Regions from separate parts of the Homo sapiens genome. Here regions 2, 3, 4, 5 and 6 are each linked to region 1. A link is a loop called in an ENCODE intact Hi-C map of the cell type or tissue named here. Cell type or tissue: endothelial cell of umbilical vein. All regions are shown on one strand. Each heading gives the region's core, and the rest is flanking DNA. Links, peaks and the distances in the headings are about the cores only. Region 1 overlaps MBTPS1 (membrane bound transcription factor peptidase, site 1). Region 2 overlaps DNAAF1 (dynein axonemal assembly factor 1). Region 3 overlaps MEAK7 (MTOR associated protein MEAK7). Region 4 overlaps OSGIN1 (oxidative stress induced growth inhibitor 1). Region 5 overlaps MLYCD (malonyl-CoA decarboxylase). Region 6 has its middle 18 kb from the start of HSBP1.

Evidence for each region. Peaks named below come from ENCODE experiments on the same cell type or tissue, not always from the same donor. Only the 100,000 strongest peaks of a DNase experiment are listed, where the experiment ranks them.
Region 2: it touches region 1 in a loop (10-fold over the local background); 5 of 110 quality-filtered maps call a loop at or near these places.
Region 3: it touches region 1 in a loop (3-fold over the local background); 4 of 110 quality-filtered maps call a loop at or near these places.
Region 4: it touches region 1 in a loop (9-fold over the local background); 96 of 110 quality-filtered maps call a loop at or near these places.
Region 5: a loop joins it to region 1, with 19 times the contacts of the local background. A loop is called at or near these places in 18 of 110 quality-filtered maps.
Region 6: a loop joins it to region 1, with 13 times the contacts of the local background. A loop is called at or near these places in 65 of 110 quality-filtered maps.

What each region holds. Positions count from the first base shown.
Region 1 is chr16:84,061,199-84,065,198 of GRCh38, forward strand. MBTPS1 (membrane bound transcription factor peptidase, site 1) reads right to left here. Exons shown (of 23, transcript NM_003791.4): 19 at 2,107-2,247. Among named protein-coding and RNA genes, the nearest start is that of SLC38A8, 20 kb to the left of the region's middle. In endothelial cell of umbilical vein, for the core only: a CTCF peak has its summit at 1,751 (motif pointing left); a DNase peak (open chromatin) is centred at 1,733; H3K27ac peaks cover 389 bases.
Region 2 is chr16:84,173,400-84,178,281 of GRCh38, forward strand. DNAAF1 (dynein axonemal assembly factor 1) reads left to right here. Exons shown (of 12, transcript NM_178452.6): 10 at 1,270-1,323; 11 at 2,534-2,900; 12 at 4,330-4,519. The coding sequence ends at 4,442. TAF1C (TATA-box binding protein associated factor, RNA polymerase I subunit C) reads right to left here. Exons shown (of 15, transcript NM_001243156.2): 15 at 4,456-4,882. Among named protein-coding and RNA genes, the nearest start is that of TAF1C, 11 kb to the right of the region's middle. In endothelial cell of umbilical vein, for the core only: a CTCF peak has its summit at 2,090; DNase peaks (open chromatin) are centred at 2,002 and 3,822.
Region 3 is chr16:84,481,897-84,486,778 of GRCh38, forward strand. MEAK7 (MTOR associated protein MEAK7) reads right to left here. Exons shown (of 8, transcript NM_020947.4): 5 at 4,735-4,882; 6 at 696-814. Among named protein-coding and RNA genes, the nearest start is that of ATP2C2-AS1, 17 kb to the left of the region's middle. RefSeq lists an enhancer at 1,367-1,868. In endothelial cell of umbilical vein, for the core only: a CTCF peak has its summit at 2,921 (motif pointing left); DNase peaks (open chromatin) are centred at 815 and 2,905.
Region 4 is chr16:83,955,325-83,960,206 of GRCh38, forward strand. It overlaps OSGIN1 (oxidative stress induced growth inhibitor 1), which reads left to right. Exons shown (of 6, transcript NM_182981.3): 2 at 2,316-2,414; 3 at 3,936-4,072. The coding sequence starts at 2,348. Among named protein-coding and RNA genes, the nearest start is that of OSGIN1, 4.5 kb to the left of the region's middle. In endothelial cell of umbilical vein, for the core only: a CTCF peak has its summit at 1,612 (motif pointing right); a DNase peak (open chromatin) is centred at 1,617; H3K27ac peaks cover 162 bases.
Region 5 is chr16:83,923,628-83,928,509 of GRCh38, forward strand. MLYCD (malonyl-CoA decarboxylase) reads left to right here. Exons shown (of 5, transcript NM_012213.3): 5 at 1-3,404. It overlaps LOC105371372 (a long non-coding RNA gene), which reads right to left. Exons shown (of 2, transcript XR_007065147.1): 2 at 1-4,882. Among named protein-coding and RNA genes, the nearest start is that of MLYCD, 27 kb to the left of the region's middle. In endothelial cell of umbilical vein, for the core only: a CTCF peak has its summit at 3,200 (motif pointing right); a DNase peak (open chromatin) is centred at 3,204.
Region 6 is chr16:83,823,517-83,828,398 of GRCh38, forward strand. No RefSeq gene overlaps it. Among named protein-coding and RNA genes, the nearest start is that of HSBP1, 18 kb to the left of the region's middle. In endothelial cell of umbilical vein, for the core only: a CTCF peak has its summit at 2,754 (motif pointing right); a DNase peak (open chromatin) is centred at 2,775.

The DNA.
Region 1 (4,000 bases), core at 1-4,000:
AAGTCACGAGTTTAGGTCAAAGTAAATCCAACATGTTCCAGATTCCCCTATTCTCATAAGACATGCATTCTCAGTGGCCCAGCCCAGCCAGATAAGCACACACAGCCATGACCTGACCAGGGCTCCACTCCCAGTGCCCCAGGGTTCCAGGTGGTCAGCACCACTGTCCACCAGGTTGCACCAACTGCCTGAGTGCCACACTCAGCTCCTCATGGATGGGGGCAGAATGGAGCTCATTCAGAGACAGTGAGACCATGTGACACCCACTGAGAAAAGAAGGGCCTGAGAGCGGGGTCTCAGGGGCAACAGGGAGAGGAGAACGGAGGGCCATGGCTCCTGCTGCATCCCAGAGGCTCTCCTGGGGAGAAGGAACTGTACTGACACCCCAGGGGGTGGAGGCAAGGCTCAACACCCATGCAGCATCTGTTCACTTGAGCTGGGCTTCGAGTCGGCAGGGCCCTGACCACTGGAAGTGTGACAGCAGAGAAAGGGCAATTTGTTTTCAGGGACACCTCAGAGTCGAGGCACTGGGCTAGCAACAGCTCCCGTTCACAAAGGATCCTTTCTGAGAGGGAAGGCGCAACCTGGTATTGAAACCTGGAGCTTCTGTTTCCATCTTGTTTCTCCTGTGTCTGCCCCTTCAAGTTCCATTAACATCAACCTGGACTAGACAAGATCCGTGTGAGAAAAATGCCATTAAGTACTTTCCTCTCATTAAAGGGCACTTCTGGTCAAGTGCTTAATGCCCCTGAAAGATGAAAAAAGCTGCCATTTTAAATGTAAGGCCTAGGACCACCCTCTCAGGCATTTACAATTTAATAAAGACTCTTACCAGGAGATCTCAGGTCTTAAAATCTCTGTGGAAATAAAACATTAACCTCCTTTAACTGTGACTTTAACCCTCACTTTTAATTTTAATTTTATTTTATTATTATTTTTTAAAACAGTGTCTTGCTCTGTCACCCAGGCTGGAGTGCAGTGGCACGATCTCGGCTCACTGCAACCTCTGCCTCCCGGGTTCAAGCAACTCTCCCACCTCAGCCTCCCAAGCAGCTGGGACTACAGGCACACGCCACCACGCCTGGCTAATTTTTGTATTTTTAGTAGAGACGCGGTTTCACTGTGTTGGCCAGGCTGGTCATGAACTCCTGACCTTGTGACCCACTCACCTCGGCCTACCAAAGTGCTGGGATCACAGGCGTGAGCCACCGCGCCCGGCCCATTTTTGATTTTTAAAAAGACCCATCCCAGTCTAGGGATTTACATAAATGCCAGGAATGTAGTCAACTTCAGCCTGAAACGGAGGGGCACACACACACCTCTCAGCGCACGCTGTTAGTGCCTCATTCTTGTCACTCACCACCCGCCCTGTGCCTCGAGTTCCCCAGTGGTCACAGCGCATTAGAAGGTTGCCTTTCAGTCCTGGTGTCATTATCATCTCACCAGGTAAAAACATGGAGCACTTTTACCATTCTTTCTCCCCTTTACAAAATGAGAAAAATAGTCTGTGCCCAACCTCAAGCCCCCAAATCCAACGGATGCATCGAGAGACTGACATAAAGACGCGGAGGGAAGAGGACTGGCATGCCTATTTGCCTCCCCTTCACGCCTCGAGATAACAAACGCTCTTCACTGATAAAGGCTAAGAAAAGCCCGAATTCCAGGTCTGGAAGGACAGCCAAGAGCCAGCCCTCCAGTAAAAGAGTGAGTCAGACCAGAGAAGGGCGCCCCCTCGTGGCAGTGCCCACAAAGTCCAGGCAGCACGGCGTAGGAAGCCTGGGAGGGGCAGGCCCCAAGGAAGTCAGGGAAGGGACTCTCCACCACAACGCGGGAGTCCCGCCTCCGCTGGCCTCAGGAAGGTGAAGATGGAGAAGAGGCATCATGGCCCCAACAAGTAGCTTTGTTTTGCTTATTAAATGTGTGCACACTCAGACACCTATCAAAATATTCCAAGCAATCAAAGTGACTGCAACATCTCCAGCTGAGCCTGGCTCAAGTGAACAGATGTCGGCTGATCTGCCAGCATCTCACGGGCGCCTTTCCAGAGACAAAGGGAAGAAAGGATCTGAGTGCCGAAGTCACAAAGTCCATCTGCGTTTTTCCTACCCTTCTGTCGGTGACTGTCATCCAAGCAATTGGAGTCCCCATACAGTACAATCCGGCCTCCACCCTCAGCTGGAATCTGATAAAGTCCCAAAATGGGGACGTTTTCAACAACTGCTGTTTCCTGCTTTAAAACCTCCAATCCTGAAACAACACAACAAAAAACAACAGCCATGAGAGTTTCCACTGAGCAGTGAGTTATTTCCTGATATTTCATCCACGTGACAAATAAACCACATTTACAAAATCTAATATTCAATTAAAACATTGCAAATTTTTAGAATAGAAAAGCCTTAAGAATAAGCCTTTTAGAATAGAAATGTCTTAAGTGCCATTGATTTGTTTTAGCAAAATTCACTTTGTGTGTATTTCCGTATCTATCCACTTTCATTTTTACTTGCCATGGCAGTACATAATATTTACAATTGCAAAGGTGCTGCCTCTATCTTAAAAAAAAAACCTAAATTGTGTCCCCTCTTATTATCCTGAAAGGCCTATGTTTTCAGACACCTACACAAAGGGCAGCCAGCAGATCTTGCTAAACACACAGGTTTCTCTATGAATACAGTCATATATACTAATACCCAGGTTTCACGTTTTATTATGAAAAGCTAGGACAAATGTAACTAATTTTTAAAAGTATGTCCACATATTTATATTTAGGTTTAAGACATCGGTTACATTAATTTCACAAAGACACATGTTCCAATAGCACAGCCTCCTATCTTTGCCCAGATGACATAATTTAAAATTTGTAATGAATCAAGAAGTCAAAAATGTATAAATGCCACAGGCAGCATCATCAGTGGCACCACCAGATAATCTAGGAGTCTCTGCCCCTAATTCAATTGCTTTCCTCAGCACTAGAACATGATGTACGTCTTCAGCAGAATCTAGTATTGTCCGTGTTGATAACATCTGAAATGTCTGTAGCTCTATAAACGTGACATTCCCTGCTCTCTGTGCAGGAATCCTACTAGGAGCTGAGTAGAAGAAAAAATAGGCCATTCTTTGGAAGAGGGAAGCAGTCAGGAAAAACTGGAACACATTCACCGCCATTTGCCTTGTGGTATTTGATGGGAGTTTTATTTCTGCCATCAGGGTCTTTTCTGATCAGGCATAACCCAAATTCCTATTTTCAAATTCTTATTTTGTACCCAAAAGATTATTCAACTTAAAGTCTTTATGGGAATAAAATGCCCCTTTAAAAAATTTCGTTTTCACACTGTAGTAGAACACCTAAAGAAAGCACATATCCTTAAATCTACTTCTGATTCTCCCCACCCACCTACCAAAAACAAGGATCTCCCAGAGGGTACAAGCCAATGAGACCACCGCTTTGATCCCTTGTTTACAGCTAGAACCTGAAGTGATACTGTCTATGAGAAATGCTTTTAGAAAGAATCACTAACCCATGGCCAAGTGACTGTGAAAACAATCATTATGTGCCTAAAGGTGAAATATAACCTATTAAACACAGATCCAGTTACTGATCAAACTTGCTTTTGATAAAAGGAAAAAATCCCTTCCAGGTAATATAAAAATAAGTTCTATATTCCAGTTGCAAGTAGATAAGGTGAGAAATCCTCTCTTTTCATCGTTTTCAACTAATAAAACTATCCTTAACGTCCACGTACAGAAAATGGCAACTTTAGAAGGGAGGGGGCCTCTCATTCTGAAATACACAGTATCAAACTTGCATGACAGAAACGAATCTTGTACATTTTCATTTTTCTAAAACCTTGGTAATCTGGCAATCACAGAAGCAGAACAATTTATAAAGGGTAACAAAAAAATTCATCAAGTAACCTTGAAGGTAGTTTTTTTTTTTTTTTTGAGATGGTCTCCCTCTGTTGCCCAGGCTGGAGTGCAGTGGCATGATCTTGGGTAACTGCAA
Region 2 (4,882 bases), core at 548-4,547, 110 kb after region 1:
CTTGCAGTGAGCCGAGATCACGCCACTGCACTCCAACCTGGGCGACAGAGCGAGACTCCATCTCAAAAAAGAAAAAAAGAGTTAAAGTGATCACGGTCAGAATTCACAGTGGGTTTCTAGTTTTCTGGAGCTATGTAAAAAAAAGAAACAAAGGCCAGGTGTGGAGGCTTACACCTGTAATCCCAGCACTTTGGGAGGCCAAGGTGGGTGGATCACATGAAGTCAGGAGTTTGAGACCAGCCTGGCCAACATGGTGAAACCCCATCTCTACTAAAAATACAAAAACATAAAAAATAAAAAAAATAAAATTAGCTGGGCGTGGTGGCAGGTGCCTATAATCCCAGCTACTCGGGAGGCTGAGGCAGGAGAACTGCTTGAACCTGGGAGGCGGAGGTTGCAGTGAGCCAAGATCTCACCACTGCACTCCAGCCTGGGCAACACAGCGAGACTCTGTCTCAAAAAAAAGAAAAAGAAAGGGACATAATTGGGCAATTTATCTCTCACATTTGAGAACTGACCATATAGATAACTACAACACTAATAGCTAATGTTAATTGGTTTCTTATTATATGGGTGACACCATTCTAAGCATGACTTGTATTGATTGATGTAACCCTTCCTACAACTCTAAGCAGTACATACTATTATCATCCCAATTTCCCAGATGAGGAAAATGAGAAACAGAGAGGTTAGGCAACTTGCCCAAAGCCAGACAGCTAGAAAATGGTGGTGGGGGAGTAACAACCTAGGCACCGTGGCTCCAGTTCATGCATCCAACCACACACTATGCTGCCTCCCCAACCACGCACTGGTTGTTATGGACAAAGATACCGAACAAACACCCACAATACAAAACAAAAAAGTCCTACAAGTTTTGGGGAGGTACAAAATATATTACTTTTATACCACATAGAGTTTTCGGACTAGTTTGTACAGAGGTGCATTTGGTTTGGGTCCCATTATTTCCCCCAAGATGAACTGGCTGTGTCTCTTAATAAAAAAGCAGAAAAAAGATGTGGAAATTCTTTAAACACGTCACACCTTGCAAGTTCCCTTTCATTTATTAGATCCAGACACCTGAGGTGGCAACGCTTGCTTTGTGTGTATCTAGAGTTCCTTTTGGTGGGGAACAGGCAGGCGAGTCACCTGAGTGATTTGAGTAACTGTAACTAAGGCTGGGTTGACTGCGTGTTTGCCTTTATCGTGCCTATCAGAACGTTGACAGTGCGTGTACCTCCCTGGTGATGTGCGGCTCACTTGCTCTTTCAGGACCTACCTGACTTGGAAGATGATGATGAAACAGGCAAATCTCTGGAAGACCAGGTTAAGGTCATTAGAAACCATTTTCCCACAGGCAGCTTAATTCCACCTTCGTTCTTGTCGTTTACCGTTTCTCTCCTAAACTTGAAAGTAAAATGTTCCCTGTGCATAAAGCATTGAATTCCCCCATATTCTTTTTCTTTTCTTTTCTTTTCAGGCAGAGTCTGGCTCTGTCACCCAGGCTGCAGTGCAATAGTGTGTTCTTGGCTCACTGCAACCTCCACCTCCTGGGTTCAAGCAATTCTCCTGTCTCAGCCTCCCAAGTAGCTGGGATTACAGGCATGAGCCACCACGCCCAGCTAATTTTTGTATTTTTAGTAGAGATGGGGTTTCTCCATGTTGGCCAGGCTGGTCTCGAACTCCTGACCTCAAGTGATCCACCCGCCTCAGCCTCCCAAAGTGCTGGGATTACAGGCGTGAGCCACCGCACCCAGCCCACATCCCCCATATTTTCACCTTGCTGAAGGAAATGCCATTTGTTCTTGTTCAATTTCTTTAAGATTTTATGATGAACCACTTGAAAATCTATTGCTGGTTTGTAACAGCTGAGTACAGTGCATAGTTAGCTGAAAGTACTTTCTGTCATTAAGATGTATTTCTATGTCCATCCTATGAATGTCTGTCTGAATATAGGGGAAGGAAATGAAAACAGGAGAGGGGAAAGAAAGGGGTGAGTCTGTGAGGCACAATGGGGAATTCTCTCAGAGTGACGTGACCCTACTCCACCCAGAGGCCATTACTGGCATTACCAGGAGCCCACACGTGCCAGACCCGTACCCTGAGGGAGAAGGAGGCATCAGCCATCATCTCTGAGCACGAGCTCAGCAGCAAAGAAAACAGACACAGTTACTGTGGGGGGCCTGCTGTCCAAGGAGCTAAGTCCCAGAGAGTCTGTGAAGGAAACGGGGTTCAGGGGCATGCCAAGCAGAGCCCAGGGCTCAGGGGTGCGCCCTCTCAGGTACCAGGAGGGTGAGGAATAGCCAGTGGCTGGGGGAGCAGAGGGCAGAGAGAAGGGCATAGACATGAGCTGTGCCCAGGGAGTGGCCACCCCCAGGCCTAACTTTCAGAGTCCTGTGTTCCCTTGGGCCTTTCTTGGATGTGGCAACAGAATACTTTGTGACATTGGGTGAAAAAGCAGAACTGGCATGGTGCATTGTAGAGCGATTCTGTTGTGAAAACAGAAACTTTCAGACACCTTTTCTTCTGTAAATAGAATATGTGCTTTCCGAAGATTGAGGTCATCTCGAGCTTGAGTGATGACAGTGACCCTGAACTGGACTACACGTCACTCCCTGTGCTGGAAAACCTCCCCACAGACACTCTGTCAAATATATTTGCAGTCTCTAAAGACACCTCAAAGGCGGCTCGGGTGCCCTTCACAGACATCTTTAAAAAAGAAGCTAAGAGGGACTTGGAAATCCGAAAACAAGACACCAAGTCCCCAAGACCCCTGATCCAGGAGCTCAGCGACGAGGACCCCTCTGGCCAGCTACTGATGCCCCCCACCTGCCAAAGAGATGCTGCACCACTCACTTCCAGTGGAGACAGGGACAGCGACTTCCTTGCAGCCTCTTCTCCGGGTAAGAGCGTGGGGCCGAGAGCACAGTGGAGACAATGTTGGCTCCCCGGCCTGGGATGGGTGGGGCAGGGCAGTCACTCAGCCTTACCCTGAGCTTTCATGTTGCTGGAGGGGTCACCCAGGACAGACCACACAGATCCTCTGAAGGTCCCATTCCTGAGTTCACGGGTCTGAAGCTGCCACTTGCTGGTAGCCAGCCTGGGCCAGGAAGCCACCGAGCCAGCCTCCTCTTGGGCAGCCGAGTCTGACTGTGTGTGGGGGTCACAATCCCCCTGTGGTCATGCAGATCTCCTGGGGCGGGGGCCTAATGACCGTGCATTTCCACCCCCTCCTCACCATCCCTGGCCTCAGCCTTTCTAGACCAGGGCTTTTGGAGGGGACCACCAACACCACTGCTGGGGAGTGTGGGGCAAGCGAGGTGACAGCCACACAAGGGCGTGGCTGCTTCACAGTGACCCAGGCCCGGGTGAATCACAGGCCAGTCCTAGTGGCCTTCAAGGCAGGGAAGGCAAAGGGGCAAAGGGGCACCAGGCAGGGACGGCAGCCAGAGGCCTGGCTGCAGAAGACCCAGAAAAACATGCTGAATGTACCGGGGCCTCCCCTCATACTGCAGGCTGGTACATGTGCCTGGCAGATGCGGTTTTGGGGAGCAGCCGGTTAGTGCTGAGAACAAGCAAGCTGGGACTGTTTTTTCATTCAGCATCTGCCTTCAGGTGCACTCCCAAATTGGGGGCTGTGTGGAGCCCAGACCGTGCTACTCTCATCCAGCACGCATCGGTGGCCAGGCTTTTTCCTGAAGACAGCTGCCTGGCTGACTCCAGACTTGCAGGCAGGAAGCAGGGAGTGGCCTGAGTGCATTTCCCGGGAACACTGAGTGGCCTTCTCTTCCACTCTAGGAACCAGCACAGAAAAGTGCAGTCTGAGCTGGAGCCCGTGCAGCCTCGGGCGGGGGCAGGCCTGGAGGACGTTGAATAATTTGTTTTTGTTTGTTTTGTTTGAGACAGTCTCGCACTGTGGCCTAGGCTGGAATGCAGTCATGTGATCTTGGCTCACTGCAACCTCTGCCTCCTAGGTTCAAGCAATTCTCCTGCCTCCGCCTCTGAAGTAGCTGGGATTACAGGCACCCGTCAAGGGATTTTCCTGCCTCAGCCTCCCCAGTAGCTGGTATTATAGGGGCCTGCCACCACGCCCAGCTAATCTTTGTATTTTTAGTAGAGATGGGGTTTCACCATGTTGACCAGGCTGGTCTCGAACTCCTGACCTCAGGTGATCTGTTTGCCTCGGCCTCCCAAAGTGCTGGGATTACAGGTATGAGCCACCACGCCCAGTTGAGGACACTGAATTTGGCCTGGACTGAACCCCAAGGCTGCCCCCCTGTCCTTGCAGTCACAGTGACAGGGAGAAAGCACAGGTCACCCTTCCTTCCACAGTGCCGACTGAGAGCGCCGCCACACCCCCAGAGACGTGTGTCGGAGTTGCCCAGCCCAGCCAAGCTCTGCCCACGTGGGACCTCACTGCATTCCCAGCACCGAAAGCATCATAGTTTTCCCCAGTTATATGTAGCATAAATGGTTTAATCATAAATGTCTCCCTTAGGCATGATAAACATTTTAACACCCACGCGAGTCAGTGTATGATTGGGCTAGCTCCTGTTTGTGTGAGTCACATGCAATTCCTTTCACCAGCCAACCTGAAAAAAGACCTTTCTCTTACTATGTCATCAGAAACCAGACAGACCCGGGTCCCTGCAAAATCTCAAGTGAGCATTTTCCCCACAGGAAAACAGAATCTTCCACTGCAGCTAGAGAAACTCCGAGGAAGAGGGACTTGATGCTTTAGACATCAAAATGAGAAGGGGAGGGAGGAAAGAAAGGGGGGAGTCTGTGAGGCACAACAGAGAATTCCCCCAAACTGACATGACCGTGACCCTCTGCTCAGAGGGCACTATCGACAGCCCACAGGTGCCAGACCCATGTCCCAAGG
Region 3 (4,882 bases), core at 456-4,455, 420 kb after region 1:
GCACTCCAGCCTGGACAAGAGTGGACTCCATCTCAAAAAGAAAAAAAAGAAAAGAAAAGAGCTTTCTGTCAAGCAGCAGAGGAAAGAAATCAGCAGGGGAGCTGGCAGGAGCAAGCTGAGCTTCGGCGTGGATGCTGCCCCAACTCCTGCCCTCGGGCCTGCCTGGACCCGTGCCCACCCACTCCCTGCACCCGGCCTAGGCCTCCCCCGCTTCCCCCTGCTTCCTGTGCCATGTCACCAAGCTGAAGCGAGGGCTGGACAGGAGCCACGGTCACCCCAACTGGGGCCCCACATGCTGTCTCATGAGCTGCCGGCCGTCCATTCCCCTTGGTCCAGCACTCCCACGTATGAGGCAGGCCAGCGACGCGCAGGGACAGGTCTGGCGCTGACACCATCCCTAGCCACAAAGGCTACAAACCAATCATCTGAGGGCCAGAAAAATGGGCCAAGTGTGCCATCTGCACACAAACCACTGAGAAGCCCCAGCAGAGGCCACATCCTTCTCTAAGGGAAACCCTGGCCCAGCTGTCACTGCCCCCAGCACCGGCCCTGGAAACAGAAGGAACTGGACATGGCGTGCGTGAGGAACTGAATGCCACGCGCCCTGCCCTGATCTGTGGAGCTGAGCCTCGGGGTTGACACCTTTGCTGGGGGACATCACCAAGGCAAGACCACCACGCTCTGCCCGGGCTCACCAGTCCGTTCGGGATCGTCTGCTGTCCATGGTTCAAGTACATGTAGTGGTCGTTGTAGCCCGTGTGTGTGTACACAGCCATGCTGGGGCAGATGGAGAACAGGAAGCATCTGTTGTCCCCTGAAAGTAGCCAGAGAACAAAACAAACAGGGTCGGTGTCTGAGCCGGTCCCACAGGGCCGGAAATGCCGGTAAGCTGCAGCTCAGGAAGCAACAGGGCCAAGACCCTTCTCACCCATGTCCAGGTGTCGGCAGATCAGGGTTTGGGACAAGCTGCTAGGGACCCAGGTGGATGAGCTGGGGATGCAGGGATTAGAGGGACAGCTAATAAGGAATGGGACATCTTTTAGCTCTGGCCAGGGGAGCAGAGATCAGAACTCTGCCCACTGTCTGCTGGAATCAGTTCAGGCTGGCCAAGCACATCCGAGCCAGAAAGAGCAGGCTTCCTTTAGCTTATGAGCACGGGGCAGGTGGTCACTCCGCAGAGACTGAGGCCTCCAGCACAGCCTACCTGAGCAGGCAAGTGACGCTGCGTAGTGCTGACCCCGGCCTGAAAGAACGTACCATGCAGAGAGAGAAAACCTGCAGCTGCAGAGCTGTCCCCAGGGGCACGGCCTACGAAAGGAAGTAGTTTACCCTCGCCCAAAGGCATGGGGTGGGCACACAGGCCATTAAAAGAAAGGTACCAGTCAAAACTCTGGAAACTATGGGTCCCCAGTCTCAGAGACTCCTCCACTCCATAAGCACCTCAGCACTGGGGACAGGGCCGTAGGCCAGGCCTCGTCCTCGGAGCTCCCAGCGAGGGACACTTCCCACCATGTTCTGAGGACTTGGCCGGAAGGGCTGCCCGCCTCGACACCAGCATACACAACTGTCACAACAAGCTGGAAGGCTGCAGAGAAACAAGCTCATGGGAATTTGGGGTTGGGCTATTCATCAGGTGGGAAAGAAGTCACAGGAAGCAAATTGGGGGCACCATGATGGAACGCAGATAAGAAGGGGGCACCAAGACCAGGAGGCTGGAAGAGGACGATGGCCCCGAGCAAGCCAACAGGGCTCAGTCTGTAGAGTGTGGGCTGACACCGCCCAAGGCTCCAATCTAGAAAGATCGCTGGGGGGCCTCTGCCATCAGGGTCTGGGAGGCTTCTGGGAGGCAGCTTCCGAGGTCAAGAGGGAGGCCCTGAAACAGAGCTGGCTGGGGCAAGAGTCCCCATGGAGAAGGGATCCCATGAGGACAAGGTGTGGGACAGGTACGGAACAGTGGGGCTTGAGAGCATCGGGTGGAGGAAGGAGGATAGTTAGGCTAGAAAGTTCCACTGGAACCAGCTAAGTGAAGGGCTTTACTCTGGGCTACAGACTCAGGCTTGCTTCACTGGGTTTCAGCAGCCCCAGAGGCTTGAGGGCAGGTTTAGACGCCGCCATGAACAGCTGGGTCACACCCGTCTGCACTGCCCCCGCCCCGCTCTCCCCGACTGGACTTCAGGTAAGCGGCCCTTTGCTTTGCAATCCTGAGCCCGTCTTGCTGCGGAGCAAGGTCGCAGGGCCACAGAGTTCAGGCCTCAGCTGCGATAGGCCCAGATCCTAGTCCACCCCCAAGGGCTGTTCTCCATAGGGAAAGCCAGGAGGGGGAAGCATCATTCCCAGAATACAGGGCAAGGACCTGATGAGTTATGATTATCTGTGGAAAAAAGTGACACCAACAACGAGGACTCCTTATCTCATTCCCATAAAACAATACCCAAGCGTGCGGCCACCAGCACCTGACGCTCGGCCGCCGAGGAGCTGCCTGCCCACACAGCATGGTTTCGTGTAATTCTGAGGAGCTGAGGCCCAGAAAATGAATCAATCACCTTGCCCAGGGCTAGAGCTGGGACTCAAAATCCTGTGTTCAATCCAAAGCCTTGGGCCTTTTCAATGATTGCACAGAAAACACAAGCCAAAAGGCTCTAAGTATAATCAGTTCTTCTTTCCTCAAGCAAAAACACTCTGATGAAAACAGTCCTTTAAAAAGGTTTACGAAGCCACATTACCCCGCAGGGAAATATCCTCTGTACTCAAGGAGGTGGCCACCCTCCCCAGCATTTGCCTTCATTGTTTGTCCCACAGCTATTAAATCACTTAAAGTCTCAGATATTAGAGGTCATTATTTCCAGGACAAGCGGACAGCACGCTCTCCGAACTTGACCCACAGTCCACGGATTTGTACCATGCGTGGTGTGAGGCTGCCCTCTGCTGTTGTTTCGTGAGTATGGACACGTACTGCAACAGAATGAACTCGGGTTTGAAAACTTGGCCACTGCATTTTTCCCACATGCTTCAGCAAGATTAAGTCTGCTTGTTAATAAAACATAAAGAGCCAGCAGAGTCCATCTGAAATTAACATTAAAGGCTCTGGAGGGAGCAGCAGCTTTACCCTGATCATGATGCTCAGGGTCTCTTCATATCCTAAAGCCGAGCCTTCAGCCATGCAGTGAGGCAGAGCAATGTGTAATTTCCCCGGAGCCCGAGGCTGGGCTGGTGGGCACATGCCCTATGCCTGTGACATGGAGGCAGGGCAAGGTGGGTGTGCAGAAGAGAGTGGCCGTGGCAAGGCTGAGGCTGCTGTCTCTAGAAAGGCCCACCTGCAGGGCCGGCCCTGGGCTGGCACCTGGAAACTTTGATTTGGGGAGAATTCCCACCATTCCCAGAACTAAGATAAAGATCTAGAACATCCTGAAACCTAGATATAAATCAAACCCTAGAAACAATGCAATCTAGGAGATAGAGGTGCCCAACCCTCAACCTGGTGACCCCTGCTACCTATTCCAGCCAGATGCCACCTAGCCTCTGCTGAAAGCTCTCCTGCAAGGGCAACTCCACCTGGACACAGTTCCCGGCCTTCAGAACCTCTGCCTGGTGGAGAAATGACGATTCCAGAGGTGCGGGGTAAGATACAGGATGTACCGGGGAATGCCAAAGGCAAACCCTGGGGATGGTGGCCCACTCTCAAGTACAGAGGACAGCCCACTGATGGGCGACGCATCTGTAAACATTTCAAAAACTATCTATCTATCCATCCATCCATCCATCCATCCATCTATCTACCTATCTATCTATCTATCTATCTATCTAGAGATGGAGTCTCGCTCTGTTGCTCAGGCTGGAGTGCGGTGGTATGATCTCGGCTCACTGCAACTCTGCTTCCGAGGTTCAAGCAATTCTCATGCCTCAGCCTCCCACGTAGCTGGGATTACAGGCATGCGCCACCACACCCATCTAATTTGTGTACTTTCAGTAGAGACGTGGTTTCACCACGTTCACCAGGCTGGTCTCAAATGCCTGACCTCAAGTGATCCACCTGCCTCGGACTCCCAAAGTGCTGGGATTACAGGCTTGAGCCACCACGCCCAGCCTTATTATTTTTTTTTTTTTTTTAAGATAGAGGCAAGGTCTCACTATGTTGCCCATGCTGGTCTCAAACTCCTGGGTTCAAGTGATCCTCCTGCCTCAGCCTCCCAAAATGCTGGGATTCCAGGTGTGAGCCACTGCACCTGGCCTGTGTTTTAAATATTTTTAAAGGACTCTTTTCATCAGAGTATTCTTCCTTGAGGGAAGGAAAAGAATTTACTTAGAACCTTTCATCCAGTGCATTCAAGGTCATGCACAAAGCTTCCAAATTCCAACAAGCAAACGCGTGGCGGTGGGGGCAGGGGCAGGAAGGCCCAGGGAAGGAAAATGTCCGATCTGAACCAATTACCATCTCCTGGTCCCCTCGGAGGCATCTGTGGCTTGACTTCTCCCACGCCCCATAGACCCGGCACCGTGTAATAACTGGGCCCGTGTCCTCGCCTGAAAACTGGGGGTCACACGGCCTGTCCTGAAGAACTCTGATGTGATAAACACCATAGAGCAGCATCACATTTTCCTATCGCCCCGACTGCGTCTAGAGAAACACTTGGAGAAGATGGGAGAGCCCTATTTAGCACCCCCACCCTCTCCCTTTCTCCAGAGCTCTTTGCCCGTGCTGTGCCACTCGTCAAGGTTCAGGACACCAAGTCTTACCTTGAAACTGAGGCTTCACCTCCCAAGAGCAAGAGGCAAACCCACCGAACACATGCTTGTCATGGTCCTCGAGGACAGCCACACAGGGTCCCCGGTGAGTGATGTGGCCACAGAGCTGGGAGAAGCTGTGTCCATGGAGCTCAGACGA
Region 4 (4,882 bases), core at 1-4,000, 110 kb before region 1:
CAGCTGTCCCTCTGCCTCCCCGCCTGCCACTAGCGCTGCGACAGAGAAGTGGGGGACCCTGGAACGGACACTGCACGTTCCACCCGGCAGAGGGGTCTCAGCAGGACCTCTCACAGCACTTGGGGCACAGAGAAGGCTCTGGAGCAGGGCGGCCTGGGCTCTGATCCAGCCCAGCCTGCAAGAGCTGGTTCAACCACCTTGCAAACTATAAAGGGCGGTGAGAAACGCTCTGGCCCTCAGAGTACTTACAACAACCCGATTAAATAAGGATTCAATTTGTTAACGTGTATTAAGTGTTGAGATCATGCCTGGCACCCAGCCCACTCCACAGAAGTATGGAAATGTCAGCCACATGCTGTCTTTGTTGTTCTTGTAACTACTACTACTATTATAATTGGTGGCAGCGTCCCCCTGAAATCTCCCCCTCAAGGCAGGCAGCCTGGGGTCTTGTAGGGAGCTGAGCATGAAGAGGCCATGTGGTCCCTGGTGACTGCAGCGTGTCACCTTCCTTCTCTCTGGAAAGGGAGGAGGAGGTCTTCGGTGCTGGGCACACGAGCTTGCCTAGACAGGACACGGAGGCTGTCCCTGGCCCCCACGCCAGTGGAGGCAAGAAAGGCTATGCTCAAGGGAGCAGAGAGCACCGACACAGGGGTCCCTGACAGACCCCTTCCCCGCTAGGCACATCCTCACCCTCGGAGCCTCCTTCTCCTCACCTGCAAGACAGAGGTGACAGGGCTCACCTCTCAAGGCTGCTGAGCGGGCTGGACGCTACTGCTTAGATGCAACCTCCTTGCAAACTGTAGAGTGCTCTGAGAAGGTCAGTTGTTGTCACTGTGGGGGCGACACATAGGTCCTCTCAGTGGCCCATCTGTGTGGCAGTTTCTCATCCCTCTCCTCGGGACCTGCCTGGAGGTGGACGAAGGTGTTTCTGTCACCCTGCACACATCAGAGGCCACACACTGGTCTCAGCTGTGTTTGGTTGGCCTTTTAAGCATCTTCCAAAACTCTGCGTTCATTCATTGCCCACTTCTTCAACTCAGATCATTCACATAGAAATCCAGATTCCCACTTTCTCTGGAAGAATTCTGGAGGCAGGTGGCCCTGGGCCCCCACCCCTGGCCACTCTGGGTGGTCCAAGCCCTGTGCCCGCCCACTTGAGTGTGACACCTGGATGGGCCCTGGATCTCGAGGGACAGGCCGAGTGGTGTGGGTGGTGGCACTGGCAGGGTCTTGGCACCAGTGAGCCCTGGGTTTCAAAGCCAGCTGTGTGACACTGAGAAGTTTGTGCGACCTCTCTGAGCCCCGTTTACACATCTGTGAAATGGGACATTAATATGGCCAGGGCTGCACAGGGTCAGCGTGAGGCGGATATGAGAAAAAGCATGTCAAATACCCGGTACACAGTAAGTGCCAAATGCTCATCATCCCTGTGCCCACAAGGGTGTTGCCTTGTGGTCCTCAGGATGGCAGCATGTGGCCCTCGGGTGAGGCTGGTGTCCGCTGCTAGCTGGTGTGGGGAAGAAGGTAGGTCTGATGCTCCTCTGGGAACCGGCAGCTCTAGGACCAGCACTTGGGTCCCTTTGAGCGATTTGGGCCTGCGGCCAGCAGAGGGCGCGGCTGCCCCAGAGATGGCAGGTTCACCAGCACGTCCCCAAACCTGGCCACTGCTTCCATTTCCCCAAGTCCATCCCAGCTCCTGGGGCAGGCCACAGCGCTGGCCCATTCCCTGTGGCAGATTCACTCCAGGCAGGTGCTTCCCGTCTGTGATCCTACTGTGTCCCTCAACCACCCTAGGAGGTAGGGACTCATTGCTTCCATTTTACAGATGAGGAAACTGAGACCCAGAGAGGCCCGGGAATGGGATAGGAAGCAACGTGCCAGGGCTGGATGACGAGTCCACCAGGCCACACTGGGACTCGAGGACTGTGGCCCACAGAAGGGTCTGGCAGGGCTGGTTCCTGGGTTGGGCAGGAATGGCCTCTCGGGAAGACAGATAATGAGTTTCGGGGACTGTTACTGCCCCAGTGAGATGGGAGAGTAGAGTGAGGCTCGGAGGGACAGTGGCTGCCTGGGGCAACCAGGCCCGAGGAGGGGAGGGCACATTCTGCATGACTGGGGAGGGGTGGGGCAAACAGCCTGTTTGGAGCAGAGGCTGTGTGAGAGCAAGAAGGGAGTCCCGTCAGATATGTCTCATGGGGACCCCGGACCAGACCCTGAGGGCCACAGGAGGCCACCCTAGCTGGGAGGTGAAGTGGCTGTGTGGACACCCAGGCCTCACCCGAATGGACTCTTCCTTCCCCTCTCCCCCACTCCAGGTCCGCTGCCAGCCCCAAGCCCCCCACCAGCCATGAGCTCCTCCAGAAAGGACCACCTCGGCGCCAGCAGCTCAGAGCCCCTCCCGGTCATCATTGTGGGTGAGTGTCAGGCCCCAGCCAGGGAGGGGCTCCGCTGAGCCTTCCGGGTACCCCCCAGGTCTGAGGGCAGGAGCTGGGCAAGTCCAGGCCTGGTGTCTTTTTTCGTTTTTGGGGTTTATTTTTTATTTATTTATTTATTTATTTATTTATTTATTTGAGACAAAGTCTCACTCTGTCGCCCAGGCTGGAGTGCAGTAGTGCAATCTTGGTTCACTGCAACCTCTCCCTCCCGGGCTCAAGCGATTCTCCTGCTTCAGCCTACCAAGTAGCTGGGATTACAGGTGCATGCCACCATGCCCAGCTAACTTTTGTATTTTTAGTAGAGATGGGGTTTCGCCATGTCGGCCAGGCTGGTCTCGAACTCCTGACCTCAAGTGATCTGCCTGCCTCAGCCTCCCAAAGTGCTGGGATTATAGGTGTGAACCACCATGCCTGGCCCAGGCCTGGCCTCTTTACAGTGGTCTTTAAATTAAGCCATTGAGCGTTTACTATGTGGCCAGTGCTAGGCTTAGCAGTTTATAAGCTATCATTCCCTTTCACACTTCCGAGAACCCAGGGGTCTAGAACACACCCATCAGCTGGAGGCGACCCGGCGTGGCGCAGGGAGGCCTGGTCCTGAGCCCACACTGATCCCATGACTACCCTGTGCCCAGCACTGTGCTAGGTGCCCACATGAGAGGACACACAGTAGCGGCTTATGATTCCTGTCCTCTGTCTGCACAAATGGGGACAGATGACCCCCCAGTATGCAGGCGTCCGATTAAGCCACGTGAGATGGTCATTTCTGTAAGGCAAAAGCAGATGGGTGCCTGTGATTTCATATGGTTCTTCCTGGTATCCTGCATATGAGTAATATTCCGAATCAGACGAGATAAGAAGAGGGGAAAGGACAGATAAAAAGAGAAGCGCTATCACAGGGCTGTGCCTGGTGAATCGCCCAGGAAGCGCCACAGATGGCAGCGCAGTTCTTCAGACGTGCAAGCAGCAGACCCAACAGGCGGCTCAGCACCCCTGAGCGCCCACAAGCACCCACCACTCAAGTTCGCCCCCAGGCCACGTAGCAATCTGTGCTACATTCACTCATCCATCTGACCTAGTTCTTAGCAATCTCAGAATCTCAGTCGCGTCGTCAGATATTCCCTCTGTCTGGGTTTTAATCCCGGCTCGTCTACCTTCCGGCCGTGTGACCACAGGCAAGTAACTTAACCTCTCTGTGCCCATTTCCTCAAGTATAAAAGGAGGAAAAGAGTGGCACTTACCTCGCTAAAGCTGTTGTGAGGCTGTTGTGAAAGCTCTCAGTACAATTCCTGGCACAGAGTAAGCTCTCAGCAGTTGTTCATTCCTTCTTTTTAAAAGTATTATTAGGCACAGTGTCTGGCACAGGCTAAGGGCTTAATAAATATTTATTTTTATGAATGAAGGATAAATGAATGAATGCGCCGCATCTAGATCAAAGCCCTCCACAGTAGTGTCCCCCACCTGAAAAGGCCACCCCCTTTAACCTCCACCCTCTCTCCCCAGGTAACGGCCCCTCTGGTATCTGCCTGTCCTACCTGCTCTCCGGCTACACACCCTACACGAAGCCAGATGCCATCCACCCACACCCCCTGCTGCAGAGGAAGCTCACCGAGGCCCCGGGGGTCTCCATCCTGGACCAGGTGGGTCAGCCTGGGGCCAGAGCTCTGGGTAGTACATACCCGCCCTTGGAAAACTACCGCCGCTTTCCCAGGGAAAAACAAAAGTGTGTGTTTGCTGGAAACAAGACTAAACAAAGAATTCGAGAGTCCACAAAGTCAGCCACGGAGATCGTGAAAGAGAAATCAGAGACCCACAAATGCCACACGATCTAGGGCTCACTATGCCCTAGGCCGGTTGTTCTCAAGGAGGGGATGATTTTTCTCCTCGGGGGGCACCTGGCAATGTCTGGAGACAATTTGGGTTGTCATGGCAGGGTGACGGTACTACCAAATCTAGCAGGGTGGAGGCCAGGGATGCTGGCAAACATCCAGCACTGCACAGGACAACGAGGGTGGTGAGACTGAAATATGTGTGGTGGAGCTTCTCAACCTTGGCCCCACTGACATTTGGATGACTTTGTTCTGGCTACAAAGAATGATCTGGCTCAAATGTCAGTGCGGCCAAGGTTGAGAAACTCCACCACAGATATTTCAGTCCCACTACCTCCTGCCCACAAGGGTTTGCAAATCCTCCCTCCGTACCCCTTGTCTTCCACTGTGCTCCTCCACGACCTCCCCTTGTCGACCTCCCTCGTCAGGCAGTGTACATCCTCCTGTTCCCTTCCCGCCCCTGAGTTGGAGATGAGGAAATAGGTCTTGACCATTTGATCTAGATCAGCATTTTTCAAAGTGCTCTCTATAGAATACTAGTTCCTCAGTATAATATAGAGAGAAAAATGTCCCCACTCCAGTAAAACAGGGACACACTGGGTTTGGCAAAATTAAACAGGT
Region 5 (4,882 bases), core at 883-4,882, 140 kb before region 1:
GCCCTGAAGCTGGAGCGAGTGTTCCTCACTTAGAGATGAGGCGATGAGGCGGCGAGCTGGGAGAGGGCTGAGCAGCTGGTGAGGGCAGAGTTGGGACTCAAACCCAGGCCCGACCACCACCCAGCTCTCCTTCCACCGCACTGGTCCACCTCCTGACCGTACGTGGGGAGACCCACGCAAAGGCCCAGAGAGGAGAAGGCCAGCAGTGGGCAGAACAGAGTGGGCCGCAGGTTTTGGCAAGCCTGGAGGGGAATAGGTCAGAAAGGTAGCCCGGCTGGGCTGAGAGACTGAGGACAGGGGGTGTTAGGGTGCTGACATTCTGGCAAGGGGGCGGGGGTCTGTGGAAGACAACCCCAGGCTGGGGTGGCTTCTCTCAAACCCGGGCATGCACAGTGCTGGCCGTATCGGTCCGAGCCCTCGGCTGCCAGGGAGAGAAGCTGAGCTCCCACCAAAGCATAAAATCCAGGCCAGCGAGGGGCAGCCAGACCACGGGAAGACAGGAGGAACCCGGACCTGGCTCTCGTGCAGGAAGCAGGCAGTGCACAGCTCCGCCGCCACAGAGACAGCCTCCTCTCATGACCCCAGACTCAGCCCGGGCCGTGGTGGGAACGATGGTTGGCCCGGTTTGGAGATGGGGGATCTGGCCCTGTGGTGAGTGCACCCAGAGCAGGTGTCTCTCCGGAGCAGTTGAGTAGAACAGCTGGCGTCACCTCTTCATGTTGACGAGGGGAGATGAGTGGCCCAGGCAGTTCCTAGAGCGGGGGAGATGGAGTGGGCCGTATCCCACCCAGCAGGAGCGCTTGCTTCTGAAGCTCCCGTGCGTCTGTGACAGAGGCTTGAACCCCCGGCTTGTTCTCTCACGTCTGTTGCCGTAAATCTGTCTCCATCGCCTGGCACATAGGAGAGGCTTGGCAAATATTTTTGGTTCACTGAAGAAAGGCAGCCCTCACTCCTGCTGCTCAGACAGCACCCCCTGAACGTGAGTTACTGCCTCCTTGAGCACTTTCGCAGGAGAGAAGACCAGAGAGCTGCCTTCAAAGATGCCAGAGCCATGTTTATTTAAGCGGCGCTGCTCCAGAGAGAACTGGCCATTTGCAGTCTCCACCCCAGTGTGGCTCACGATGCCACCTCTCCTTGCCAGCTCTCACCGAGGCCCCCGGTGACCTCCTAGGGGGTACATCCAGCCAGGTTCCCCCTCAGCAATGGCCAGGGGCCACCGTGGGCCACACTGCACTTCCCAAATGCTCCCGGCACTGGCACAGATGCACACCCTCTTGGCCATCCCCACCTGTGCTCCGCCACTCTTAGTCAGCCATTCCTCTCGGCTTCCGGGAGTCCCCTCCTTCTCTAAGGATCTCACCCCCATCCGTGTCTCTGCTGTCTCCTAACTACCGATAGCAAGGGCACTAGTGCCCCTGTTTGCCGGGGACAGGCCCTGTCTGGGGCCCTGGTGTGGCATCATTGTTAACAGAGCTTCTTTTCACTCTGAAGTGTTCAGTTAGGACAGTCACTTGCACAGTCCCCTCACTGGTGACACAGACACCCCATACCTGTGTGTTTCCCCTGCATAGCTCAGCAGCAGCTCAGGCTCAGCACGGCCAAGGCTGAATGCAGATGCCCTCCCTCCAAAACCTGGCCTCCTCCAGCTGTTCCTTCCTGGCGAGGCCACCTCCAACTGTGTAACACAGAAGCCTGGGTGCCATCCCTGGGGCTCCCCTCACCCCCACCTCCCACCCGTCCCCGGGCCCCTGGACAGACCACTGGCCTTGTTCTCTTCATTTCCCTGGCCCAGGTTACAAAGTCTCCTTCCTGATTATGTGCATTAACTAACCTCGCAGGTGCTCTGCCCACCTGCCTACGCCAGACTCTTCCAGATCCTTCTCCACCCCAGCAGGCAGAGTTGTCATTGTGAAATGCAAATCAGGTTCCATCTCTCCTCTCCTTTCCTACCTCCCACCATCCCCGTCACCCTCCCTGTCACACACAGCCCCCTCCGTGGCCTCTCAAGCCTGCTGTGGCCTGACCCTCCCCTCTGCTTTTCCAGGCCCTCCTGGCACTGTCCTCCCTCAGTCTGGGACTCCCTGTCCTCCCTCCTTCCTGCGTGGCACATGCTCCTCCCTCTTCTTGAAACGCTCTCCCCTCCCTGCCTCCCAGGCAATGCCCACTCTGCCTCCAAAGTTCATCCATCGTCCTCTCCTCAGGAAGATTTCCCTGGTGGCTTGACTAGGTCACAGTCCCCCTTTATTTGCCGTCTTCTCACTGGGGCCTCTCCTTCCTGGTAGCTTCTAAACAAGGCAGTTTCATGTGTGTATCTCCACTAGACTAGACGCTCTCTGAGGGCAGGGACCCTGCTTCGCTTCTGGCCCGAGGTGGCTGCAGGGTCTGCAAGATCATCAGGGCCCCCTCCAATGTGACACTTGCAGAGGGGACCCCTGGCCTGGGGCCACGCTGGTTACTTGGGTACACTCCTTGCCCAGGGTTCCACAGCCCCTTAAAGGCAGGGTCTTTCTGGCCACGCCTGGCCCTGGTCTGGCCTCCCCAAGGAGCCCTGCCGCTGGGGGTGCTGTGTGGGAACAGAGCACAGGCCCTCCCTCCCAGAGCCCACGAGATCTCACTTTCTCCAAGCCCAGCTCCCCAAGGACTCAGACCCCAGTTGCCCTGCACTGAACGCTGGCTTGCCCTAGCTCACTCGGACCCCACCCTGCACTGGGAAGGAGGGTCCCTGTCCCCGTTTGACGGGTGACGACACTGAGGCCCAGAGAGCTGAAGGGGCTGGCCGAGGGGACGGGCTTGGGCGCTTCCATTCTCACACTGCTGCCGTGACACCTAATCCATCCGGGGAAGTTCCCTTTAAACCCAAAAGGGGACGGTGAAGCCACACGCGGCCGCCCTTCTCAGGAGCCCACTTCCACCTCTCGCAGGCTAGACAGCGTTCCCCAAGTCCCCCCTTGAGCTGGGTGGGCTGCCCAGCTGTGAACACAAGGACACCTCCGATTTCGTCCTGTGAATGTTGATATTAGTGGTCCCTTCCTTCAGGGGCTGTGGGGATCTCAAAAGATAAGGCAGGTCTGGAGTCCTGCGCGGTACCTGCCGCATGGCAGGCTCTTTACGGACAGCGCAGGGACGCACTTTGATGCTGAAAATGAGTCTCTGGGACAGATGGATCCCAGTCTGGGTCCTCGCAAGCGCTGTGCACCCCGTCGCCGCGAGATGGCGGTGTTGCGCCCCTCCAGCCTCCTCTGCTCTGCGCTTGGGCGCTGAATGTTAAAATTCCTAACAGGTGAATCGCTTGAATCCGGGAGGCGGAGGTTGCAGTTGGCCGAGATGGCGCCACTCACTCCAGCCTGGCGACAGAGCGAGACTACGTCTCAAAAAAAAATAAAAATAAAAAAATAAAATCCTAACAGGTAGCATACCTGCACTCGGAACTTGCACAGCCGCTCCCCACTCTCTCACAGGGATTAGGTAACGATACTCAGAGCTAGAGCAGGCATTTGGGACTGCCCAAACCAGCTGCTCTTCCTGCTTTCTGAAGCTTCCCCGGGGGAATCTTCTGGCTCCCAGTCCGAGCCTCCTGTGGTCAGCTCCTCCTTGCCCAGTCGTCGTTTGCAGTACAGCAGGGGCGTGGTCATTTGCAAATGTCCCAGAGGGCCCCCTCCAGTCGCTTCACATCGGTCTCAAGTCGGGCTGACTGAGGGCATGACTTTCTGTCTCAGGCATGGAGCCCAGATCACAGATCGAAACTCCGCTAAATCTAGAGGCCACGGGTCCCAAACACCAGTCATTTGCTGAGCACTGTCGCAATTTTTTTATATCCCTCCCATCAATACAAGCTGGATTTTTTTATTAAGTAGAAGCTAAAAGTAAAAAGTAATATAAAAACAAAACAGCATTAAACTTCAGTTAGATACATTTGCTTTCTCTCTTCAAAAAAATCGGGGTTGGCGGGGGAGGATTAATAAATGTTAAGGTTTTTTAAACGTATATTACCAAACAGACTTTCTCTTTGAGGACTCAGAAAGTCCTCAAAAGACTCATAAAGGAGCAAGAATTGGAAAAGGATTAAATGAGATTATTGCTTCGTCCAGGAGCCACCAGATTATCACACATCTCACACCCTGGGCAATCCTTTGAAGAATTTTGCCTCTAGACATGCAAAGTGCACTTTGCCCTGGGTTTATCTAAGTCCTGCGCTGTCGCCCAGGCTGGAGTGCAATGGGGCCATCTTGGCTCACTTCAACCTCTGCCTCCCAGGTTCAAGCAATTCTCCTGCCTCCGCCTCCTGAGTAGCTGGGACTACAAGCACACACCACCATGCCTGGCTAATTTTTTGTGTGTTTGTAATAGAGCCAGGGTTTCATCATGTTGGCCAGGCTGGTCTCGAACTCCTGACCTCAAGTGATCCACCCGCCTTGGCCTCCCAAAATGCTGGGATTACAGGTGTGAGCCACCACGCCCGACTCTTAGAGATGTGTTCTGGAAACCCCAGTGATAAGCACTGGGACCAGAAGGAGAAGCTACATGCAGGTAGAAGCCAGACCTTGGCGTCCTGGGAGGAGGAACTTCCCTATGTGACCAGGAGTTGGGGCACCCCAGCAGAACCTGGCCTCTGCTTGGCACAGTGGCATTGGGGACCAGCCAAATCCTGCAGGCCTTCCAGAGCTCCAAAATACTTATTAAGCTTTCACTTAAAATCTCATTTGTAACTGCACTGGAAGTGGCCAATTCACAAGTGTGATGCATCAGAGATTAGCACGTTGGAACCACCAACATGTCACCTTGTGGTGTGAGGTCATCTCGACTTCGTAAGCCCTCAGCATACCCAGGCTTCTCCCAAAATCTGTGAGTTGCAGCAGCCACAGAGAGAACAGTCTGAAACTCT
Region 6 (4,882 bases), core at 883-4,882, 240 kb before region 1:
CTGGCCAACACAGTGAAATCCCATCTCTACCAAAAAATACAAAAATTAGCCAGGTGTGGTGGCTCATGCCTGCATAATCCTAGCTACTTGGGAGGCTGAGGTGGGAGAATCACTTGACACCAGGAGGTAGAGGTTGCAGTGAGCTAAGATCGTGCCACTGCAACATAATGAGACCCTATCTCAAAAAAAAAAATATTGCACATTCCTTTGTGTCAGTTTTGTCTCATGACTAGTGTGGTAAAATTTGGCTACCTACTATGTATCTGTTTATTAACGTGTGCAGTAGGTTTAAATATTCTTACAACTGCTTACATGAAATAATAATTGAATAAATAGAATGCTTCCATACTCTGCAGCCCATGATTCTGAAAATCGTCTAATGGGCTGCACTGGCTTCTCTGGGCTGACCTGGAAACATTGTCATCTTCACAAGTTCTGTACCAGCACAGTGCCCGGCACGAAGTAGATGCTCAGCAAACATTTGATCATTGGATAGATGCATATCCTGGCAAGCTGTGGTCGGACAAAAATAAATAAATAAATAAAATTTTTTTAAAAAAAGGATCCTATAGAGTCAGTATCAAAGGTCTGCTGTTGTACTGATTGGGGGGAAAGATCTCAGGATCTCAGGATGTCATCTTGACTGAAGACAAGACTGACTCGGGTAACAGTGCCATTTGCTCCTTGAATGCATCTCTCACTCCGGACTGAATATTCAGCTCCCTGCAAATCCCTATAAGGTGATTCAGGAACCAAGGGACAGGAAATTCTCTTCAGGATATTTACATTCTTTATCACTTGCTTTCAGCTGCAAGTGGCCAGTAATCTACCTCAAGGCACTGAAGCAAGAAAGGGCATTTGTTGACACTTGGAAGCTGGGGTTTGGGGGTCAATTCAGACATTGCTGATCCAGCTGCTCAAATTCATCAGGAATGGCTGCTGCCACTCAACTCTACCATCCTGTATGATGCCTTGGCCACCATGGAAAGATGGCCACAAGCAGTTCCAGCTGCATTCAAACCCCTCAGGCATCAACCCCTGGACAACAACAGCTTCCCTGGTTGTTTCCCAAAGTTCCCGCAAATGTCCCAAGGTTGCATCTCCTTGGTCTGATTTGGGGTATATGCCTATCTCTGAGCCAGTCACGGAAGCCAGCCAAGAGGAGTGGAATAATCTCATCGGCCAGGCCTGGTTCAGCACCCTACACTGAGACCAGGCATGGGATTAACCCACTCATCAAAGAACTGGAATTGAGGATGGGGGAGAAGAGCTACCTAAGTGGGATCAGGTGCTATTTACAGGCTACGTAAATTTAAGGCTCACCAAGCTCCAAATATTCAGGAAGGTGCACCTAATTTCCAAGTCTTTCCCACTCTCTCTCCCTCTCCAGCCAGCCCCAGGTAGCTTCCCCCATTGCCTGGCAAACTCCGAGCTCCTAGTCTGACGCCAACATGGAACCCAAAGGTGAGTCTCTTCTTCTTCACGACTCAGTTTAATTCTCAGCATAAGCCCTCCAGTCAATTCGGTGCTCTAAAAAGTTGGAAAACATTTATTAAACACCCACTGAATGCCAGGAACTGTGCCAGGCCCTACACCAATGGTGCTGTATTCTACCTACTCATTAGAATCACCTGGAAAACTTTTACACACAGCAATGCTAGGGCCCCACGTGCAGCATTCATCATGCCCACATCATTAGTATTTTGCCAAAGTCCTCCCTCCCCTGGGTGTCCAGCCAGGGTGAGAATCCCGGCGTTAGGAAATAAGACGCATTATCCCGTACGTAATGGAGCGCCTTCTTGGAAGTTAAACGTTGAGCTGCCAGGTGTGCCTTCTAGAAAGAGCCCTGGAGGAGACAGGAAAGCACTGGGGTTGCAGTGAAGCAGGCCTGGTTGGAACCCACAGCTCCAACAGCAGGGCAGACACAAACTTGCCAGGCCCAGTGCAAAACGGAAATGCAGGGTCTTTTTATTTATTTATTTATTTTTATTTTTTTATTTTATTTTATTTTTTTTTTTTTGAGACCGAGTCTCACTCTGTGGCCCAGGCTGGAATGCAGTGGCATTATCTTGGCTTACTGCAACCTCTGCCTCCCGGGTTCAAGCGATTCTCCTGCCTCAGCCTCCCAAGAAGCTGGGAATTACGGGCACCCGCCACCATGCCCTGCTAATTTTTGTAGTTTTAGTAGAGACGGGGGTTTCACCATGTTGGCCAGGCTGGTCTCGAACTCCTGACCTCAGGCGATCTGCCTGCCTCGGCCTCCCAAAGTGCTGGGATTACAGGCGTGAGCCACCACGCCTGCCCAAGAAATGCAGCGTCTTGTGTTCAGAAACTATTAGGAATCTCAAGATAACAACGGCAGAGCATTAAACCGAGCACAGGGCCCTGTGCGTAGGTCACAGACCCCAGAGGCCAGCCCTGTTTTCCAGCTTTATTGCTCATAATCTTGGGAAAGTCACCTGGTCACCGCAAGCCTCCTGACTGTCATTTCTGCGAAGGGGATAGCAATAATTTCCTCCAGGTTTTTGTGCAGATTGCAATAAGATTATGAACGTGCCATGCTTAGGGCGGGGCTTAAGCACTCATTCAGTGGGTGAAAGGAAGAGGAGAGAAGAGAGGAAGAGAAGCAGACTGACTGTTCAGTGTGAGTGGAAGCCCCATCTCCACGCGAAAACAGAGCAAAACCAGGATGAAGGCCACCCACGTAGTACCGTGGCCTGCCCTGCTCAGTAGCCGCGCCCAGACTTCCATCTGTGGCCAGCAGAGGGCAGCGTTGTGCAACTAAAGCCCCAGGATTCGGGCAAGGCCCCAAACCCAGAGGACAACTTTGCTAGAAGGTCTGGCAGGGAACCTGCATAATTTACTCCTGAGTCTCAGAACTAAAGTAAACAACGCCCCAAGAAATGATACCTAAGAGGCACATGACCTGCATGCAAATAAAGAGGCAGCATGAAGTAATCGCTTTCGGGGACGGTCTAATTTCCCCCTTGCCCCACCCCGCTCCCAGGATGAGAAGCTTCAGACCCCTGCATGATTTTCCCAAGGCTGTAAGGAAGGATGTTTGATAGGGACTTTCCTGTGCCGTGTTTCATTCGATTTTCCCGATAATCTGAAAGTTGGGCATTTTTATATATTCTTTTGTTTCTAAACAGAAGAGTAAATCATGCTCTGCAAGCTGTCTCTGGGACGTGCTGGCCTCCCTTCCACCCCAGGACCTTTGCTTGTGCTGTTGTTTTTGGCAGAAATCCCATCCTCCCACCGCACAGCTCCTTCACTTGGCGAACAGCTCGGTATAGGTACATCTCAAGTCAGACATCACGTCCTCAGGGAGCTTTGCTCAAATCTTGCACACCTGGCCTGGTGCTGTGGTTTCTGCTTTCATACCAGCTTGTTCTTTTCAGAGCTTCTATCATGGTGGTATGTGTATCTGTGTGACTCTTTGATTGTCTTTCTCCCTCACTAGCCTGTAAGCACCAAGAAGGCAAGAACTGTTTTTGCCTTCATTGACTCCCTAGTATCCTGGACATTGGCTGGCACACCCTACCAATATTTATTTGTTGAATGAATGAATGAATGAACTTGCCCAAGGTAGCACAGCTGGTAAGAGGCGAACTGGCATTCGACCCAGATCCTCTGACCCGCTAATCAGTCCACATCCCACTTTATCTTATTGCCATATATGAGCAAATGTTGAAAATTGGTGTTTTTTTTAGTCTTCCCACCCAAGGGGGCCTGCGGGACTTATATACCAACACCTGTCAGTCATGGTTGGGGGCTGCTGGGGTGGAGAGGTGGGCACGCAGTGGTGCCAATTCCCTGGAACGGATGGTAGCGTGAAATCCAGCGGCAACAGAAAGCTCTCAAGCAAAGAAGCACAGCTGCTGGTGGTCAGATGTCAGGCCAGAGTTTACAGAAGTGACAAAGGCAGGGGACATGGGAAGGTCACTATATAGATTGTGTCCCCCCAGAAACGTGTGGAAGTCCTAACTCCCGCTGCCTGTGAATGTGATCTTATTTGGAAACAGGTTCTTTGCATATGTAATCAAGTTGAGATTAGGTCATGCTGAATTAGGGTGGGCCCTAAATCCAATGACTAGAGTCCTTCTAAGAAGGTAATTTTCACAGATAGGAAACACCCAGGGAGAAGGCCACGTGATGATGGAGGCAGAGACTGGAGTGACGCAGCTGGGAGCCAGGGAACATCAACGATCACCAAGTGTCTCCAGGAACCATCAGGAGCTGGAGGGGCGGGAAGGATCTTCCCGGGAGCATGGATTTGTAGACACCTTGATTTTGGACTTCTGCCCTCCAGAACTATGAAAGGGTAAGTGTCTTCTGTTGTAAGCCCCTCAGTTTGAGGTTGTAAGCTCCTCAGTTTGGGGTTGTAAGCCCCTCAGTTTGGGGCATTTTGTTGCAGTGGCCCTGGGAAATGAATACGGGCCCCTACAGTGCCACGATGGTCAATGGGGAGCTTTGTGCTAGTGACTGGGAGTACGACACAGTGCTTGCAGCTTGGAAAACTCTTAGTACAGGGTCCCGCAATTTGTAGTTGGTGGAGCCCAGATTTCTGCGCTGTCATATCTGCTCCTCGAGGCTATGGAGTGAGTTTCTCTCCTCTTCTTCAATCAGCGATTACCCCACCCCCAGCTTTGCAGTGCATCCCTTCTCATCTCCCAGGGCACTCCTATCCCATCCACACTATTCACAGAGGGTGTGCAGGCTGGGACCCATGTGAGGCAGACTCGGGATGGCGTTGCTGTCTGAGAAACTGCACAAGTCTTTATTTCAGTTTTCCGCTGCTGTGAAGAGGCCACGCGGGCCCAACAATAGGGTTCCAGTCTCTCCGTGAGCCTCCCTGGACCCCTCACTCCCCCAGGTGTGT